Regions from separate parts of the Homo sapiens genome. Here region 1 is linked to region 2. Evidence: chromatin loops called from intact Hi-C (ENCODE). Cell type or tissue: GM12878. All regions are shown on one strand. Links, peaks and the distances in the headings refer to the core of each region. The heading gives the core; the rest is flanking DNA.

Region 1 (10,794 bases), core at 1,227-9,226, 94 kb after region 2:
TGATTTGGTTATCAAGTGCAAAAGTGATATTCTCTCTGGGACAATCATGTCATATAAAATGTGCTGATACTGTTCAATCTCAATGCCTTAATTAAATCTGTCATATCCCAAGGATTTTCATTAAATAAAAGGAATGATGACTCCTGCTAAGATTTTGAAAGACTTGAAGTATTCACAAAGATTACTTTGCTGTGGTTACTACTGGAAGAAAACATTCTACATTCAAAACATAATGCCTACCATCTCAGATATCCAAAAATCTCTGAATCAGCATACTCATATCCCTGTTTGTAGTATGGCCACAGAGCTATAGCATATTTTACTTTCCCTGATAAATCTTAAGTCAGCTGTAATTCATTAAGGAAGTTGTTTGAGCCAAATTAAATTTTCCAGAAGCACATCATCTGACATAAAGGAACTCTGCTTCAGTAATAGATTCAGAAAAGACTAGCTAGTTTGTAAGCATTACTCCTTTAGTCTCATGTAATCCTGCAATAAATATAGAACGCACATTATATTCTACAGAATAATTAGTGTGTACTGGCACATTATTGCTTAAATGAACTTTTTGTTTATTGAACCATTACAGAATCGTCTTTCTCAAAAATGGTTTTAGCTCTGTAATTTGCTTCATTTTGAGGCCATAATATGCCATGATTTGGGACTAAAATTAATAGTTTTTGAGGAAAGGAGATTCTTTTCAGGACAGTTCAACTTCGGTGGAAAAACCTGATGTTAGAGATCAGTCAGAGAGGCATAAGCATTTGCTTAGTGTACAAGGCGAGAGATGGTTGCATAAAATACTGCCTTCACCAACAACCCTACTGAAATCAATGTAAGAGTTGAAATTGACCATGGAGGCTATTTAGAATCTATGCTTCTTGGACAGCAAAATGTTCCATTGAATTGTTTCAAGTGTTGCTATGAAGAAGAAAGTAAAGGGATAGATATGCATAGGGCAGGATCTAGTTCTCCAATCCTGGCTTCAACCACAGCAGTTTATTATAGTTATCACTTCGATATATTTGTTTCTTATACAACCTACACATTTATACATTAGGTATTGACACCCTCCAGTTGTTTTTGTATTGTGAATTGAAACATTGGGACCTCAGCTGAAGTAACTTTCTGGTAACACAACCTGACAGTTGATGTTTCAAATTTGGTAGCTGCCATCTTTACTGGACAACAATGTTTCTATAGTTGTTTTAACATATGATTTTGCATATACATACTTATACGTACTTAAATTTTATTTATATTATATAAAACAAAGAGGAAATAGGAAACTAAATGCTGACTAGTAGTTATAAACATAGTCCTCAAATATAATTATAAATCTAAAATAGACATGTAGAAAGTTAATTTTAATTTCAATTGAATATAGAATACTCAATCCATGTGTTTCAATTGGGTAGGAAAAGAATAAAAGAACTTATGTGAAATTGTGGGGAAATACTGCTAAATACTATGTTTAAACAGCAAAGTATGATTAAACTATATATTTTAGCCTTCTTGGAATGGAAGTTCTTGTCTTGTTATATGTAAATCTGTTTTTCATTTGAAAACATAAGGGATAGTCTACTTCACTACACCATAATACTTTGTTTCTAAGAATAAAAAAGCTAAAAACTTACAAATGTAGTTCAATCTCTGAAATTAATAAATAATAAATCTGAGCTTCTAAAGTTAAAGAGGCTAATCCAAGTTCATATAGCAGGTGCATGCCAGTGGTCTTTCTAATATTCCACAATCTTTATTTGTGGAATCATGTTTTTCTAGTGTATACTGCTCAGGGTTTTCCAGAGAAAAAGAATGTGTTGTGTGTGTGTGCTTGTGTTCATGTGTGTGTATCTATCTGTCTATCTGTAGAGAGATTCATTTTAAACAAATGGATCATGCTGTTGTGGGGGTTCGAAGCTCTGAAATCTGCAGGATAGGCCAGTGGGCTGGAGACGCAGAGAAGAGCTAATGTGCTAATGTGGCGGCTCATATCTGAAGACAGTCTGGAGGCAGAATGTTCTCTTCCTAAGGGAACTTCAGTCCTTTTCTCTTCAGGCCTTCAACTGATTGGATGAGGCCCACCCACAATTTGGAGGTTGATCTTCTTTACCAAAGTCTACTAATTTAAATGTTAATCTAATCTGAAAAATACTTTCATTGTAACATCTACTTTGATGTTTGATCAAATATTTGGTTCCCATGGCATAGCCGAGTAGACACATAATATTAACCATCAAATGATGCTGAAAGACTCAATTTAAGAAAAAATAAAAACAGATACTATTAACATTTTAATGTATACCACCCAAATGTTTAAAGTAAATCCAAACTCTGTTGCTAGATTCGTTTGCTTTGTATAATCAGAGAAGTTTCAGTGTGGAAAGTGGGAAGGTAGATTAGCTTATCCAGTATCTAAGAAATCTGACTGAAATATTAATTTTACTTCCTCTTCTTCTCAGCATAAACTTCATTTTCTGCAAGTTGATTTTCACTGATGTTGCATTTTTTAGTTCCATGTTACACATATTTAATCTTCCAGAATGTAGTTTTATCTTGTCTAAAGGCCAATTTTCTAACAAGCTCCAGAGAATTTCCAATAGGGCAAAAGGTGGTCAGTGGAACAGATTGCACTGCTAGAATACATTAATTTATTGCTGTAGTCTTCATTTGAAAATGTGTGTGCTTAATGACCTAGGAAAATCTTGCATGTATCCAAGCATAAGAACAATAATTTACTGGTAGGCAAGTTTCACGCTACCATACTAACCCTAAAACAAATGTTTCCATCATAGAAATGGGATAATGAAAGGTGTGTGAATTTAATTACAAAGAAATGAAAATTTTCTATTCAATCCCAAAGTACACAATCTCATAATTTTGATCATTTGGGTATGTCAGAATCATGGAATATTGTAACCATTATTGGATCTCAGAATATTTCTGATCTCTTCTCCTCATTTTTCAAGACAAGCAAACTGTTGCCCTTGACAAAGGTCAAACAGCTTGTTAGGCATAGAAGGATGTCAGAAATCTTGGTGTCTCCTGTTCTTTCCATGATTATAGGTGGCTCCCCATTTGGGAAAGCTCCTGACCTAAGAATACATCAAATCAAGTATATAAATATTACCTAATATAAATCGTGCAACCTGGCAGTTTACCAACTAGCTAACTATAGAAAAAAAACTTTCATATATTCTCATAATAAACTATTTAATGTTAGAAGCGGTGTGGAATGTTTCTCAGGGAATCATTTAGTAGATTACAGAGCACCGTTAGGCAAAGTTCAATGACATAAGAGCACAGTGGTTTGCAGCCGGGTAAGGAAAGACACTAAGAAAGATCTGAATATTCTAGTGATTTTAGTCATGTAATAAAAACATAATATTAAGCTTCCATCTCAAGTATGTAGGATAATAAATTTGTAATTACATTGTCTAATTTAATTCCCTTTAAAAAACTAGCAGTGTCTGAAACAGAGTGAGTCCTCGATAAATACTTGATGAAGTGAAAAGGGCTTTTTCCCCTTTTATCTCGGAAGAATTACAGTTATTATAACACTGTCATTTTTAAAAAGCAAGTGTAATTTTTAATATATTTGGAAAACAAAATATATTACAGATACACTTGTTAAATTTCATTGATTCTTTTTTCTGTCTTTACTAGTGGCATCATTCACAATCTAAGGGGATAGCTCAAGATTAGCTCTGTAGGCTTGGTCTGGCCTTGGTCTTGTACCTTTTTTGCTTCTAGTCCATTTTTCTGCCCTCAAGACATCTGTGTAGTAGCTAATAAGAGCTAGTCAGTGTGTTTGCATCCCCCTCCACCATGCAACATGAGGGGAGATCTGTGATAGCGTGAATATGGCTATGTCGACAGGAACTAATGATTTCCCCCTCTACTGTTTTCTCTTGAATGGGCCCTGAGATTTGTGCCTGTTTCCACTCCTGAAGAAAACCATAATGCTCCCTCTTGAGATAAGAAAAGCGTTGTAGATAAGAGTTCTAATTCTCCCTTACAAAGAGAAATACTGGTTAGAAGTTGGTTGTGTGACTTGTTTCTATGGGTAAATAAGGACCAGGCTGTATGAACATATTTCATGATGGAAATCTAGAAATATTTGTTATCATTATTGGCATGTTTAAAACTGTCCTTTTCTTAGGGCTTTAAAAACATAAAAACAGAGAAATTGGGCAGGATGAATAAACACAAACTTATGGGTGAATTTTACAGGGTTTTACTACCCAATTTATATAGCCGTAATAGGTGTGGTGTGGCTGTAAATATAAAGGTGACACAAATCCAAGTGTGGATTTGTATAATCATCATCCAATTTCTATTAAAAGTCAGAAAAACAAATCCGCCCATGATGGCTAGAGACAAAAGCTCAGTCATGCAGCCAGTCTCGTTTTTCTTTCTATGTGTCTCTTCTGCCTCTTGGTCTCTGTTAAATTGTTAAAAGGTTCACCCCTACATTTCTCAGCATCAAATTATAACAGAACAAAGGCCCACTACCATAAACAGAATATTCTCTCCTGATGTTTCTTTCATCACTGACCATATTACTTCATGACTTGAACACAGATGTATGTTGCATACTCCTGTGATGGAAGAATCCCTGGAGATTATAATCCACTGTATTAATCTGTTCTCACGCTGCTAATAGGGACAAACCCAAGACTGGTAATTTGTAAGGAAAAGAGGTTTAATTGACTCAGAGTTCAGCATGGCTGGGGAGGCCTCAGGAACCTTACAATCACGACAGAAAGGGAAGCAGACACATCCTTCTTCACATGGCGACAGGAAGGAGAAGAATGAAAACCCAGTGAAGGGGAAGCCCTTATAAAACCACCAGATCTTGTGAGAACTAACTCACTATCATGAGAGCAGGATTGGGGAAACCGTTTCCATAATTAAATGACCTTCCACTGGCTCCCTCCCACGACATGTGGGGATTATTATGACTCATTATGTTAATCTGTGAATTAGTAGAGGCAACAGGAAAAGAAATTCTCATGAATTTCTAGCAGAAAGTTTCCAGCATATAAATCTAGAAATAGATTTAGAACACGGCTTGGATAATTACTGATGAACTACCACTCCACAGCTTCTACTTTGGTAACTCTGTTTTGTTGTTTTTTGTGTTTTTTGTTTGTTTGTTTGTTTTGTTTTTGTTTTTGTTTTTGAGATGGAGTCTCGCTCTGTCACCCAGGCTGGAGTGCAATGGCAGGGTCCCGGCTCACTGCAACCTCTGCCTCCCGTGTTCAAGTGATTCTCCTGCCTTAGCCTCCTGAGTAGCTGGGATTATATGCTCCCACCACCACGCCTGGCTAATTTTTCTATTTTTAGTAGAGACGGGGTTTCACCATGTTGGCCAGGCTGGTCTCGAACTCCTGACCTCGTGATCCACCCGCCTCAGCCTCCCAAAGTGCTGGGATTACAGGGATGAGCCACCATGCCCGGCCGGTAACCCTGGGTTTTAAAGCCATATTCAGTGTTTCCCAGACAAATGGGAAACTCTGATATAAACAATAATAATTACTTGTAAAGGTTTGGTGACACAAATACCAAAGTTGACCTGCCTAAAAAATGAAATTACAAGTTCTTCCATAAATACATAAATATATAAGTGGAAAAAAATCCTGCAAATAGTAGTTTATGTTTTTATTTGGTACTTATTTTGATTGTAAACTGCATGTCAGAGATATTAAATGAATTCATCTCCATTATACTCTCTGTGTCTCCTACTGCATTTGTTAACTAATAAAATACACAGCACAGATGTTCAGTTGTGCACAGTACAGAGGAGATAGCAGATTATCCTACCTATCAGAAAATGACATGAGATAGTTTATATGTGACTAATTCACCACTCAAAACCATTCACTAAAAGTGTGTGGTATTGTATTTGTCTGTTATCTCACTGCTCATAAAGATGTACCCAAGACTGTGTAATTTATAAAGGAAAGAGTTTTAATTGACTCACAGTTTCACAAGGCTGGGGAGGCCTCACAATCATGGTGGAAAGCAAAGGATGAGCAAAGTCACATCTTATGTGGTGACAGGCAAGAGAGGGTGTACAGGGAACTCCCCTTTATAAAACCATCAGATTTTGTGAAATGTATTCACTATCACAAGAACAGCACAGGAAAGACCCGTCCCCATGATTCAATTATCTCCCACTGGGTCCCTCCCACAAAACATGGGAATTATGGGAGCTACAATTCAATATGAGATTCAGGTTAGGACACAGCCAAACCATATCAGGTATGAGGAAATGATAAATGAAACAACTTTGGTAAATATTGTAACTGTTAACACTTAGTAATGCACACATGGGGGTTAATTTTATTATTTTTTTCTACCTGTGAAGCTGTTTTAAATTTTCAAAACAAAAAAGAGTCACCCAAAGATCCTCATCCATCTTTCTATTCATTTGAAAGAGATTCATTTTCTCCATTCAGTAACTCATAGATGATAATTCAATGTTACACACATCTTAAATTGCTGGTTCTTTTCTCAACCTTTCTCCACAGTCTCTTTCCTTTCTAAACTCAAAATATTTTCCTTGATTCATCTTTTGCTCTTTGTGTAAACATAGATATTTATGCAGGTGTATATGCCTCCGCCTTTAAAGCAGATCTCAGCCTAAATTACTGGGCCACAGAGACCTTGGTGTATCTTACTCCTTTTCCTTTACTCAGAAGAGGGGTAACGTCATGAGCTACTTGACATCTGCCTCTCACTAACAAACAGTGATGCTTGAGGATAACAAACTCTGTCACTCACCTATTCAACTAACATTGTAGAGCATGAATTAAGTGCTAACTTTGTGCTAACAGCCAGAGACACAAAGACAAATAGGATGTGATCTCTGTTTTGCCACACAAAACTGAGTAGTAGGTTAATATCAGGAGTGTTGCTTTAGTATTCTTGAAGCAGCGAAGAGTGATATCTAACGAGGTTAGGCAGGAAACTAGGTGAACTAGGTTGGTAGAAAAAACTAGGCTAGGTAGGAAGAACACCTTAGAGGTACTTCTTGAGGATAACAGTGAAAAGTCCAAAAGGAAATACAAAGGTGAGAGGAGGCACTCTTGGTATAGAGCACAACCCAAGTAGAAGCACAGAGCAGAGAAACAAGGTGCTGTATTCAGCAAACCATTAACAGTTTAGTTTTAATATACAATAAGCTAGAAAGTATAGGATGACTAGAGAGGAGGCCATTGATCTGGCAGGAGCACGATAACGGAGGGCCTCACATCGCATGCTAAGGATCTTGGACTTTATCCTGTAGGTAATTAGAAGCCAAATGTTTAAACAAGTAAATGATGTGGTCAGATTTCCATTCTAGATAGATCACGGTGGCCACTCTCTGCAGGATTGATTTCAAAGGGATATCAGTGAAGGCACTGTTAGAATAGTCCACATGAGAGATCATAAGGGCTCAATGCACGGCAATGAAAAATAAGGATGAAAAAAAAGGTTAGAAATCATTCATAAAACTAGTTCATAAAGTAAGCCGTGTTTCACAGTTAATTAGAGGTGGGGAATAGGACAGAAGTGCAGTCAGGGAAAAGTCAAGGATTATTTCGTTTTTAGCTTAGTGGGCCAGATACGTGGTTGCACTCACAACAGATATAAAAAATACTGAAGAAAAAGAGATTTAATCTTTTTAAAATTAATTGTATGAAACCAATCTTAATTGTATAAAACAAATAACAATGAAAGATATTTAATTATACAAAACAATGAAAATATATTTAATTGTACTAAAATAATTAGGATATATCAAACTTTCAAAAAGTCCCAATAAAGAGGAGAGAAATGGGGGCAGAGAGAAAGAAGGGGGACAGGGAAAAAGAGAATCCAGGATATTTTCTTAGGATTGTTGTGTGGAATCAATGAAGTAACACATAAAGTACTTAGTTCTGAGCCTGGCCTTCAATTAATGTTCCATACATTTACCTATGATTTAGGTGCTTATGGTAAATAAAGGTGGAAATGACCAATAAGCAGTAGGCAGTTAGGTACAAAAATTCTGAGACTACACAGAAAGAACTGAGGGGTGAGGGAAGAGAACTCAGCATGATATTTGGCATTCTGATCCTGAACAAGTCAAACCAGGAGGAATATTCAGAGTAAAAGCACCAACAAGAAATAATAAAACAATAACAAAACAATGGGCTACATTCAGACTTTTGGCAAACACCAGTTCTGGGATAAGCAGAGAGAAGGGGATGGGAAGCTTATTTAAGAGAATAAAATCTCACAGAATCTGACAAAGTAATATTATGAAAGTTCAAAATAAAGTACGGAGATCCAGTAAGGTAGGAAATGGAAAATTATCGCTTATGTACTACAAAGAGAAGGACAACAGTGAATGAATTAGGAAGAGATACAATGAAGTGGTGTTGACCGAAACAAGATTAAAGCAGTTTTTATAGATAATGGAAGGCTAATATCTAAAATAAGTAGGATATACTAAACTTTCAAAAAGTCCTAATAAAGAGGAGAGAAAGAAGGGGCACAGGGAGAAAGAGAATCTGGGAATAAATTTTGTTCTTGAGGAAGTTATTTTGGTGGGAACGGCTTAGGTGTATTTACTAGAAGAAAGTTAACAGGAAGTGAGAGTTTGAATGGACAGAAGGAAAGAATAACTTGATGGTGCGGGGGTCAGAGGAAGTAAATACAAATATTAGAGCAGGCAACTAGATGTAGGAAAAGACAGCAATAAAGTGAGCTTTTCATATTTGATTATTAGAAATACATCTCCAGCACTTCCATATTAACATCAAAACCACAAATATGTATTCATTTCATCATCAGGGTGCATATGCTATATAATGATCAGAACTATTATTAACATGGAGACAAGCTAATTTCTTTGAAAAATATAAACCAAGTTTAAAAGACAAATATTGCTAAATCTACTGACAATCTTCTTTATCCGGCCTTGAGTTACTAGGCACTGTCTAACCAAGCTGACCTGAGGGGTTGACCTGGTTTTCAACTGAAGTAGCCAAATTCTTGACTTCATTTTTTTAAAGCAGGTCTAAAAATTTTTACTTAAAGGATTATATTTCCATAATACTACAATCGTGTTGCACTAAACAGTTGGTACAGAAATTTCTTTCTTCCATACTGATTATAGACATAAGTATTTTTCTACAATGTAAACTTTTGCTTATATAATGACATGAAATTAAAAAGTGTAGAGTCCAACTTGAGTCCACAACTACACCTTTAATAACAATACATTTAAATTTGTTTTACTAGTGGGATTTTTCCATTTTCGACGGACTTTCATAACAGAGGGAAGCCAAGAGATGAATCAATGTCCATTCTATATTAAACAGATGTTTTTGTCATCTAGTTTTTTCATTACTCACAGAACAGGAGGCTCCATCACAATCACTCCCTCAAGCCCCACACGTCAAGAAACTAAAATATTTTTTCTTCTGTGAGTAATGTCATTACAAATTATGTATTTAATAATATTCTCCAAATGTTGTCTTATTTTGCTTTCTAGATGGAACAAAGGGCAATCAGTAGAAAAGTAAATTATCCCAAGAAAACACCAAGATAAGCATTTGCTAGTAAAGACACAGAAAAGCACTCAGAGATGAAATTTATAACTTGGCAGACAAGACACCTGAACATTACATTTTTAAAAGACAGTGATTCAGTGCCACAGGTTTATAAGCAACATTATTAATGTCTCCAAATGAAAATAAGTAAGACATTGCTATGACACAGTAGCCTATATTCTTCACATTACAATGTTGTCTGCTAAATTTCCTATAGGGAGTGCTTAAGATTGCATTACAAAATAGTAATTTCTAGGTAAAAATCCTACTGGGAAAGCATATATCCATAGTTTTAAGCAGACAATTTGTCTAAAAAATGATCAATCTATGAATTATAAATTCTTACATTTAATTGACTGAAAAATGCATAACTCACTGTATTTTCTAACTGCTATATTCATCTTCTACATCTCAATGTAGTAAGACCGCCAAATTGAACATTTTACAGCCATAGTCATATATTTAGGGTTTCAACTAAAATTATTCCTATCTTAGAAAAGCAAAAGTCTAATTAATGGTACTGTTAGGGCTGACATTGTCCATATCATCTTAATACTTTCCTTAAGCACTTAAATGAAAAATTTAAATTACTTCACTTATTTTGTCATGGAATTGAATTATTCCAACTGGGTTACACCAAATGTATAGTACACAAATTAGTGATGTGGGATTTTAGTAAAATCAAATGATAAAATACATGATTGGACAATGCTGCCTAAATCAATTGATGTCTCTTACTCTGTCAAAGATTGACAGAATATGCCTAATGGTAAAATTTGTAAATCAATACTTAGAAATGCCTTAATTTTCATATTCCAGTTATAAGAAAGAAACTTAGCTTTTTTTCAAAGCTTTCTACAAATCTTTTTATGAATCTTACCATTTAAAAATTTCTTCAGGCCGGGGGCAGTGGCTCATGCCTGTAATCCCAGCACTTTGGGAGGCCGAGGCGGGCGGATCACGAGGTCAGGAGATAGAGACCATCCTGGCTAACACGGTGAAACCCCGTCTCCACTAAAAATACAAAACATTAGCGGGGTGTGGTGGCGGGTGCCTGTAGTCCCAGCTACTCGGGAGGCTGAGGCAGGAGAATGGCGTTAACCTGGGAGGTGGAGCTTGCAGTGAGCCAGGATCATGCCACTGCACTCCAGCCTGAGACACAGAGCGAGACTCTGTCTCCAAAAAAAAAAATTATTCAAAAAACATA
Region 2 (10,794 bases), core at 1,883-9,882:
AAGAGTTCCAGCATTTAGGGATGGGAAAGCCTGCACTAGAAGTTATATCAGTCAGTGTGAAGATTAAAGAACAAAGTAAAATCAATGAAAAAAGCTTGATCTGACATTTCCTGCCTTTCTTCTGCATAGAATATATGTTCTGTGATGGCAAAAACTTTCTCCTAGTTTTAACATTTAAAAACACAGCACTTACATAGAAAGTACACTATCAGAATTGTTCACAATCTAAGAGATTGGACATACAGAATTCTTATGATTTCAGTCATCTCTTCTGAAAAAAAATGCTGAATATCTTCAAATTTATGTGAAAAGCACACTATTTTATACTGCATTATAGCAGACAAATTCAAATTCTGACCACTCCATACTAAAATAACAAATGTATTTAAATTCTCTGGTGTTTCTATAGAAATTTTAAAGAACTTAAGAATTGCAAAAGCTTAACATCTGAAAAACATTATGTCCTGTGTGTAAACCGCTTTTGACAGTTCTTCCTGCAGTACACGAAAAATGCATCAGTGAATCTGTGGTCAATTTAATAAATGTGCCAATGTATTTAAGCAACAATCTGTATTACTGGTATTGTTTTAATTAATGAGAACTGTGATATACCAACACCAGCTATATACATAGCATTGTTACATGCATTATTTTTAACGTCGAAAACATTCTCACAAGGTGTATTTTCCTATATTTTGGATTAGAAAATTAAGGCTCTGAGAGTATCAAAACTTGCTCCAGATCATTTGGTAAGTACACTGAAGCTCATTCTACATAGATCCAAAGTAAAGCTTCTATAGAGGGCTTTCTTTGAGATAGAGAACAACAGCTTATATTTTCTTTGCTTCTCACGCCATAAACTACAAATTCACAATATTTTTAAAACGTATAGATCCCCAAACTGAATGGCTGGAAGAACAAATAGGTGCTATCCATGGACCTCCTTAAGCATATTACATTGAAGTTCCCCCTTCCAGCACACCCCATATTTAAGCCTAACCAATCTGGACATCCAACCTAATGGCCATTAGTCCATGTAACTGTCAGCAGAAAAAAAACAATGTGTATGTTTACATTTCATATTTGCATGTGTTGTCTGTAGGACTAATGTTGTAAGGTAAATATCCCACATACATTTCTATGAAGAAGAATGCCTCTTCTCTTCCCATGCAAACATGTGCTTATTATCATGAATGTTTAAAGGTTAATCAGAATATTTATAAGCTTCCCTAATAAAGATGGGGAAATGTGGCATGATCTTTTATATACATGATGCATGGAACAATACAGTGATGTCATATATCGAGGTGAGAGAAGAGTGACACCATGCATGTGAATAGGCTAAGGAATAAGAAATCATGGATTCCTTAGTAAATTGTACTCTATCCACTCAAAGAGACAAATTTACATTATTTCCAGCCAGTATTATACAGATTAAGCTCAACTGCTTTTGAAATGTTCCCATACAATATGATGCTCTTAAAGGTGACTTAAACAAAAGCCTGTTTCTAATGCAATAGGCTTTTAAAGCTTTGTGATCACCTCGATTTGTAAGATTTAAGAAGAGTAAACCTGTACCATCTGGTAGTAATTTTGTTAATGCACAACAGATTATTTTACAAGTGTACAATTTATCATATTATCAAATTCTTTGGTTTTAAGGAGATAAAAACTGAAGTGGTCAGATGTTACCAAGAGCTGTTTGGTTAAAGCAACTAACCTTTAAACAAAAGAATTGCAGAATCAGCATTTGATTGAGGAGATATTAGCCTCACCATAAAACTTAGAATTATTCTTTGAGAGACAATATTTAAATAAAAGTGATAATGTGGGCAAGATGAAGAAATAATGTTAATCTTCACCAATTGCAAGTAATGAAAAGGAAATCTCAATCCCCTGTAAAGTGATCAGATTAAAAATAATTGAAAACTAAAAGCCTTAAGAAAATTTCTTTGATTTCTGCATTTTGGACTCTGTTTTAAGGAAAGGCTATTGTTTACAATATCTTGTAAAATCAAATGCCCTTTTGAATGTACTATTTGTTTTTTTTTAAAGATTACAATTCATTTTGCTTGATGTCCACAGAAAGAAAAAAATGCCGTCCATACTATCATAAGCAATCAGAACGATTACAAGCAATTAGAAAAGTAAACTTTTTAAAAATAGGGAATTACTAAAAAGTATTGATATTTAAATATTTTTTCCAAATTAAAGATAAAATGTATAAACAATTCTTTGAGATAAATTCTAAAACTATATTTTAGAGAAATATTTCATCTGATTAATGGAACATTGAGAATTAAATAAACTATTTAGGACATCATCCATGAACCCACAAAAGATTGTGCCTTTAATTTGGCAAACTACTTTAACCTATAATTAAACAAAGTGCTCCCTGACAGTAGTAACATCCCACTAGTCCTTGGCTATTGGGAGAAATTTAATGGCCTGATCAGATATATCAAAGTGCCTGGAAACTGAAGAAACTCTAGCTGCTTGTGTAAGCATATATTTTAAGAAAAAAGTAAGAGAAGAAACAACATTTGCATGTCTGCTTTCTATGCTGGGGTGGCAACCTAATCCAAAATTCCTATTGCAGGTTTGTTATTTGACCATGTGTGTTCATTTTGTATCATTTTAATACAGCACTTCTGCTTAATATACTGTATTATTTTGAATTATGAAGTACAACTTTCTTTTTGGCTGATTACTCCAATTTCTGAGACACTTTCTGCTTTCTGGAAGGTCTATTTTGACTAATAGATCATGGATGCTAACTAGCAGCATGCAACCATATCAGGTTTCATCTCAGTGATTTTCAAGAGTTGGCGGAATTCCATGTGGAAGGCAGCATAGGCATACTTGGTGAGGCAGTCCTCTATGTCATCTAATGTTACTTTGACTGAAACTAACATGTGAGTGGAACTAACTTTTGGAAAAGTATGCAAAACTGTTTTGGGTCTGAGTGTGGTGACTCATGCCTATAATCCCAGCCCTACAGAAGACCAACCTTGGCAACATGGTGAGACCCCACCGCCACAAAAAAAAAAAAAAAATAGCTGGATATGGTTGCACATACTGTAGTCCCAGCTACTCACATGGCTGAAGTGGGATGATCACCTGAGCCCAGGAGATTGAGGCTGCAGTGAGCCATGTTCACACCACAGCACTCCAGCCTGGACGACAGAGAGATACCCTGTCTCAAACAAACAAATAAAACCAAAAGACTTGTTTTTTGGGAAATCCATTTGGGGGAAAAAAAAAAAAAAACCTCCAGAATCATCTCAGGAGATTTAAGAGAATACTAACAAACAGTTTGCAACAGTCAAAGTAGGATAGCATGTCAACATGGCATGATATCAAAACTGAGGACTTTAATTCATATATAAGTTCATTATAGTACTTAGATGAAACTTGAAAATATATAGTATATTGTTTCCCAAAAGCACCAGAGATTATTTGTTGAACTAGAAAATATTTTGTCTGGCAATCTTTGGTCTCTACTACCTTACCTCTGCATCTAAACACACTGCACCCCGACTATGGTCCTGGAGTCAGTTTACGTAAAGATATAAGCACTTTATAAGGAATTAAAATTATGTCTCAAAGGACCTGGACAAAAATGGGCATGCAGATTATACATTATAAAGCCCATAAAGGTATATATCTTACACATTGAGACTTATATATTGATGTAAACCTATACATTGATCAAAACAGGATATACTACAGTTTTACAAGTGTTTGGTTTTTTGATCCACGAAATATCTCATTCAAAAGGTTTGCTTTAATTTCTGAAGTTAAATATCTTTCACCTCTCCAAGTTATTAAATTCAGTGTAGAATGAACATGAACTGAAAATCAAGACAGGAGAACTTAAAATAACGCTTTATAATGAGGCTGTTATCAACAGTCCTCAAAATACTTTTGACTACTGTGGTTTGATTCTCATAAGGATCCTAATAAACAGGCAAAGAAGATATCATTATCTGAATATTTTCAACAATTGACCAGACTTGACCAAGGTCTGGTTGTTAGGGCAGTTTCAAAAATGTGCTTTGGACATAACAGACCTTTCCCAAGATGGTCATAGATTAAGCTTAACTTACTATTTAAATTGCTGCAATTTATTTTCTTTTTTGAATGAGATTGTGTGACAACCTCCAATATTCAGTCATTTAAGATGAATTTCTATATGTTCGTAATAACATGCAGAATGTACAAAATAATTAAATCAACATAAGGCCATCCCCATACCTAACGGATAAATAAGCAGGGAAATTTATTAAACCCTATATATTTAAAATACTATTTTCAATGCTGTTACCAAGATAGGAAATACTAAATTTAGAACACAAAACAAATGGAAAAATTATATGAAATAAATCCATGAAAACCCTTTGTTGTTGAGTTTTTTGTTAAGATATATCGTAATCAAATTTAAGTGTCATTTTAGATGGGTTGATCAGATCTAGTCTGTCAGGGGAAAAATCCCAGGAAGAACTCTTACGATGGGAGACTCCACACTAATCCATTATGTGACTCAGCGTAAACCAACGGGCTTGGCATCTATTTCTCCCTGAAAACGAAGGACCTTGCCTATTCACAATCTCTCAACTCAGCTCCATCTCTAAGATTCTATATCAGTATGTCACACTTATAGCAATGTATTTACTCACATAATTAACTTGTGTAGTATCTCCTATTTTTAAGCCAAAAAAAATCATGTTTTAGAAAAAAGAAATGGTGTGGATGATACTCTCTTCCCATTTTGTCGGAGAGTAAGATAAGAAATACGTAATTGTATGTGGAAATAAAATTAACAAAATCATATATATTCAAATTAGCAACTTTTCATTCCTGAGTACCCTAAAAGACTAAATTTCTGACTTATATTTCATTCATTTAACACTTTTTCGAACACATGAGCTTCGAACATAAGACAGACATGAGGAATACAGGTGGACTTTCATATGTTTTATGTGTATTAGATAAGTAATATATAAATCATAATTTAGAATAGATTATAAGAGAAGTACTTGGTAAAAGGAAAACAAACAGATAACAGGAAGAAGAAATCTAGTGTGGGTATTTGGGTGGGATTTTGCTGATGGCTCCTCTGAGGAAGTTGTCTTTGAGATCTGAAAAATGAGTGTGTTAGACAAAGTGGGTAGAAGAACAGAACATTACAGATAGAAAACCACATGCCAAGACTCTCATATATCGGTATACCAAGCTGTTGGCATGCAAGCTTTCAAATGCACATGTAACATATGAATAGTGAAAAGACAGAGCAAGAACCCAATGCTCACTGAAATTATCTTTTTAATTGTATTGTCATCTAAACTAATTTGTGTGCCAGAACTGAGAATGCTTTAGTTTACTGCAATCCTTTCAAAAGAGTGCTTGGACTTCACAGGTAGGTGTAAAATGCTTGGCTTTCTTTTTTCTAGTTTCAGGGTCCAAACATGATAAGTGTATGTGTAATTATTTAAATAAAATTGCAAGTGTGTGGAAAGTTTCAGGATGTTCCTTGAGAAGAGAAACCAGCCTTTCTTAACCAGTACTTTGCATCTGAATCACATAATTTCTCAATTCCCCTAAGGATAATACGTAACTAGAACTGTTCTCGATGCATGGGAAAGAAGTTGATTCATTACACATGGTGGGTACCTTTAGGGCATTAGGACAGAATTCTCCTGTGGAATAACCAGTTGATGATAGCATTGCCCAATAAAGGTACACATAGAACTTGAATCAGTTTCTTAATTTCAGTGTTAGTCTAAACACTTTACTTACTCATAATGTTCACCCAAAATACCCCTAGTGATTCTGTGGCAACTGAAAATTCTCACAGTGGTGAATCAGATATAGATAGAAGTACAGGCAGAGGAGATAGAAAGCTGGATCTTCGTTCACATACATTTATATCATCTTCTTGCTTCTTGAAGAAAATTGGAATTGTTATGGCATGAGTAGTTTTGGATTTTCCTTTTCCATCAAGATTTAGATGACTAAATATATTCAGAGTTCAAATAGGTATACTAACAACAATAATAAAGAGAACACCATTACTAATAGGTATTAAGTGTGTCACCATTTACAATGACATTTAACATGCATTTTCTCGCTGAATTCCCTCAACGACACACTGAACTAATCTAGGTATGATTAGACAATTCATTTCACAGATGGAAACAATGAAATGTATAGAGATCAAATGTCTTCCATAAGATCAGGCATTTAATAGGTGTTGAAACCTGAAATTATAATGTGGTCTTATAATGCCCAAGCCTATGCTTTGTTCTACTAATCCCCAGTGTTTCAATTATTAAATATAAAAATTAAGATAGACAGGAAAAATTATTTTTAAGTCATTTATTCAATCCAATGACTGGTACAATAAAGTTGTGTTGACTTACCATATTTAAATCCCAAATAGAAAATTTATTTTGGAAAATAAATAGAATACATAATATGCATTGACACTTTATGTAAGATGAACCCCAAAAAAATCTATTTCAGGTTTACTACTCAGGTTTCCTTTGACCTTCACACAACAGAGCTATGTATTTATTTTGCAGAAACAGAAATTTAACTTCTTAGGGAAAAGGGGCTTTATGACATCAGCTGTATTAAGTATGTTAATTTCCTCTAGGGGAGAGGAGGGGAAGAGGAAGCAAAAGACATTGAACAATGAAAGAAATTGGAAGAGCAGACGAAAGCACTAATCGAAGGAAGGGAGGAGAAGCAGATGGCGTAGGAAGGAGACATGTGGGAATTGGGAGGAAAGGAAGCAATTGGCAAGGAGTGGGCTGAATGCCAAATTTGTGAAGGATCTGAAGGGCACTGGGGATTTGGATGGGATGTGAGTCAGCTGCTTTTTACCAAAATATCACACCAACAATGGAAATCAAAGAAACCTACAAAGACACACAGGAAGCAGAAAAGGACTAGGAAAAGACCTGATGACATACTCCATTCTAATAATTTTACCTCGTCAGCATGGGAATGGGAAGCGTTAAATAGTTATTTTTGGTTTATTGGTTTTGTTTTGTTTTTTACTGCATAACTAAATTGTTCTCCTATCTTCATTATGGATTTTCAAAACTTTAACTTGCTTTTGAAAGAAATGATACAGATAAAACCCTTCTATATATTTTAGCTATTTTTTACTTACCTTATATAAATGTGATTTGTTATTCACTATCACTCATACACAAAACAATTCGTTTAAACCATCTAGGATTACAGTGACCAACTGTCCCCATTTTCCCAGACCTGAGAGATTTCCTGGGAATAGAATTCTCATTTCTAACACCAGGACCATCCTGGGCAAACCAGAATGGTTGGTTTTCCTAGGTAAGGTAAAAATCTTAAGAAAAAACTACTAAATATACTTGTTCATTATGCTAAAGCATACTGATGCTGTAAATTTTTTTTCTACCTTTTGCAAAGAAGAATGGATAAAATCTTAATTCAGCTATGCAATAAGTAGATGAAATGAAAAAAATAGTTACTGATTGGATAACAGCTTTGATGAAAATAAATATCTTACAAACAAATTCTTTCCCCATCATCTAAATTATTTTTTCAATCAAGTAAAAACAGTTGTAGACATAGAGAATATTTGTGGCATGCTACTGTAAGGACAGTAGGAAGAAGAATAAACAACTCAGCATAACTTATCTCAAGGAATAATATAAGTCATTCAAAAATGCTTAAGTCACAAAGGCTCATATCAGCTCAGAATTTGAAGCATGAAAAGATGAGTGTCTTTTAAGCTCTTCTTCTTAATAAAATGAAATAATTCGGGATAAATGATCGACAAAGGTTATCATGAAGAAAATATTTTTGAAATTTCAGAATTGAGTCTAGGCAGAGCTTAATATTTATACTGTGTTGCTAATGTGTTAGTTTTTACTGTATTTTATTATATCTATACAAAATTCCCCAGTCACTACATTAATAATATTTTACTTAACTCAATTTTTCATTTGTTATATAATATCTCATAATTGCTTACTTTTTTCAACAATAACTTTTGAAATGTGTGCAGCTAATGATATTAGAACCTGGCTAACTCACAATTTGGACTGATAACTACAAAGCATATTCAGTTGAATAACTTACTGATTTATAATATCCTTTTCAACATAAATCCTTCTTTTCCTAAGTGGCAAATGATGACAGTTAATTGTTTTCTTTAGATAACCTCTACTATCTTTTTAGGTAAGACTTCTAGTCTTCAGAATAAATAATTTTAGGTTGTCTGAGCTATAATATTTGGCCAAATTTGACCATTTCTGTGTCATCTTTTAAAAAACTACTCAATTTTTCAAATTTAAAAACCTTTGTTATGTTATAGATTTCAATACTGAACATAATATGGACTAGTTCTTGAACATGCCAAACCCCGGTTTCAAGACCACCACAACTTCCATTCTGTGAACTAATCTCTCCAAATCATTGAACATTAAAAACAGTACTTCATAATGGAAACTAAGAGATACTGTCATCCTGAGTCAAAATTTGCACTGATAGCATAGCAGAGTTGTTATATATGTTGCAGAATCTATAGGACCCTATAAAAAATGTTATGAGTCAAAAAAATGCAAGTGCCCCCTTGGTTGCCCTCTCTTCCCTAACCAGCCAATTTAGATGTAGTGACTGCATTAGCAGAATTTTTAGTATGTAACTGACAAGATTGTTGGCAGGATTAAATGGGTGAATATACATAAAGTGCTTGTAATAGGACCTGGCACACAGCAAGTGCTATAATAAGTGCTTACTATTATCATCATCATCATCATCTCCTTCTTCTTCACCTTCTTCATAAGACTAAATTGACAAGTATAAGTGTACCCTAATGTAAAGAAAATAGCTTAGGCACTGTGTTTTCAAGTGGATAAAATGAGATGATATAAAACATATAATACATAGCAAGTTCTTAATATGCAATAGCTATTGTTATTATTCTCTCTAAAAATTGACATTTATTTAAATTTAATAAAATAAAATTTAAATAAATTTAAATAATTTTTATTTAAAATTTTTCAGATTAAAAAGCAACTTATTTCTTATTTTTCTTTTTTTCTTTCTTTCTTTCTTTCTTTCTTTCTTTTTTTTTTGAAACAGGGTTTCACTCTTGTTGCCCAGGCTGGAGTGCAATGGCGCGACCTCGGCTCACTGCAACCTCTGCCTCCCAGGTTCAAGCGACTGTCCTGTCTCAGACTCCCGAGTAGCTGGGATTACAGGCATGCACCATGACGCCTGGCTAGTTTTTTTGTATTTTGAGTAGAGACGGGGTTTCTCCCTGTTGGTCAGGCTGGTCTTGAACTCTGACCTCAGGTGATCTGCCTGCCTTGGCCTCCCAAAGAGCTGGGATTACATGCATGAGCCACCGCGCCTGGCAAAAGGAACTTTTTTCAATTGACTTTCATGACACACTTATGCAGAAGAGCTAAATACAAGGCCTTAAATCCTAACTTGCAACATTCAATAAACATATCATATATACTATGAACAGATATTGAAAATATACTATTGTTTCTGTAAATATTCATTTACTAATCTAAAACAAAAGGTTTAATTACTACTTGTCAATTAGCAGATCTCATATAAATACACAAAAGTATCATTTTCTGTTAGTATAATGGTATTGATTTATGATCTTATTTTTAACATATATTAAGATAAACTATACAGTTGCTCTTGTCTCATCAGTTATCACCTAGGTACTATTAAATACCTTAATATTTTATTTCATAAGCACATTTGTTTTTATGCTTGTAATAGTCAATTAAATAAATTTTATTTATAAGCCATCCTCCATAAGAGATCAGCAATTTCATCTCTATGCCTGCAATTCCTGCAGCTACCACCAGGTTCATTTTATAGAAATCCAATACAAAGTATGAGAAATTGATGCCTGGAACTTGGTGCAATTGTCTGTGACCCAAAGAAACTGTGCTAATTTATAACAAACTTACTTTTTTGCTGAGATAAAAATATTAAAATTGTCTAAGAAAACAAACATAGAATAAGTGGCAAATTTTAAAACAAACAAACTAGGAAAATATTTGTGATGTCTACTTTAAATGTTTTAACTTTTTCCTTAATGAGGAAGGCAATTTTAGTTTTTAGATTGAACAAAATAATTATTTTTTCAATACTTGGTGTTAACTTTTTCCCAATCTTAGTATTTTCTTTTTTCCACCCTAATAAAGTATCTTGAACTTAAATGCAATATTTCTAAAAAGTAGTGAAATTTTTAAAAATCGCTCTTTGTGAGGTATTTTCAAAGACATCCAAAAGAACACTTTAGTCCTCCGATTCATCTGTATAAGAAAATTTCATTTATTAACAATGATGGATATGATTAAGTCTCAAACACATGAAGTAAATCAATTTAATCTAGCCTACCAGTTAAACTACTTTTATTTCTGACTCTAAATATAAATACTAATGTCTAGAAAAGAAAGAACACTAGAGACAAACATCATTTAAGGCCTCTTTCAAATGATTCTAAGAAATATGTGCCAAAAAAGTTCTAAAAGACTCTCCTATCATGTAAGAGAATAAGAAAATGTTATTTATATATTCCTGGTTTATAATCATCCAGGATCTAAAATTTGGCTCAGAATCCAGGTCAATGTAAGAAGAAATGAATTAAGAACTTAAAAAAAATACAGGTGCAGCTATAATTCAACTACATATTTCCCCTTTTTGTAGGGTGTGTCTTTGTTCTCACAGCTGGGAGAGGTGTACTTTAAATTTTCAACAAAGAAAGCC

The links. Hi-C counts contacts between places; a loop is a spot of excess contacts. Peaks named below come from ENCODE experiments on the same cell type or tissue, not always from the same donor. Only the 100,000 strongest peaks of a DNase experiment are listed, where the experiment ranks them.
Region 1: it touches region 2 in a loop (5-fold over the local background); 1 of 110 quality-filtered maps calls a loop at or near these places.

The regions. Positions count from the first base shown.
Region 1 is chr3:78,825,746-78,836,539 of GRCh38, forward strand. All of the region lies in intron 4 of ROBO1 (roundabout guidance receptor 1), which reads right to left. Among named protein-coding and RNA genes, the nearest start is that of MIR3923, 680 kb to the right of the region's middle. In GM12878, for the core only: no CTCF peak of the experiment used is centred there; no DNase peak of the experiment used is centred there.
Region 2 is chr3:78,731,358-78,742,151 of GRCh38, forward strand. All of the region lies in intron 5 of ROBO1 (roundabout guidance receptor 1), which reads right to left. Among named protein-coding and RNA genes, the nearest start is that of LINC02077, 690 kb to the left of the region's middle. In GM12878, for the core only: no CTCF peak of the experiment used is centred there; a DNase peak (open chromatin) is centred at 5,704; H3K27ac peaks cover 665 bases.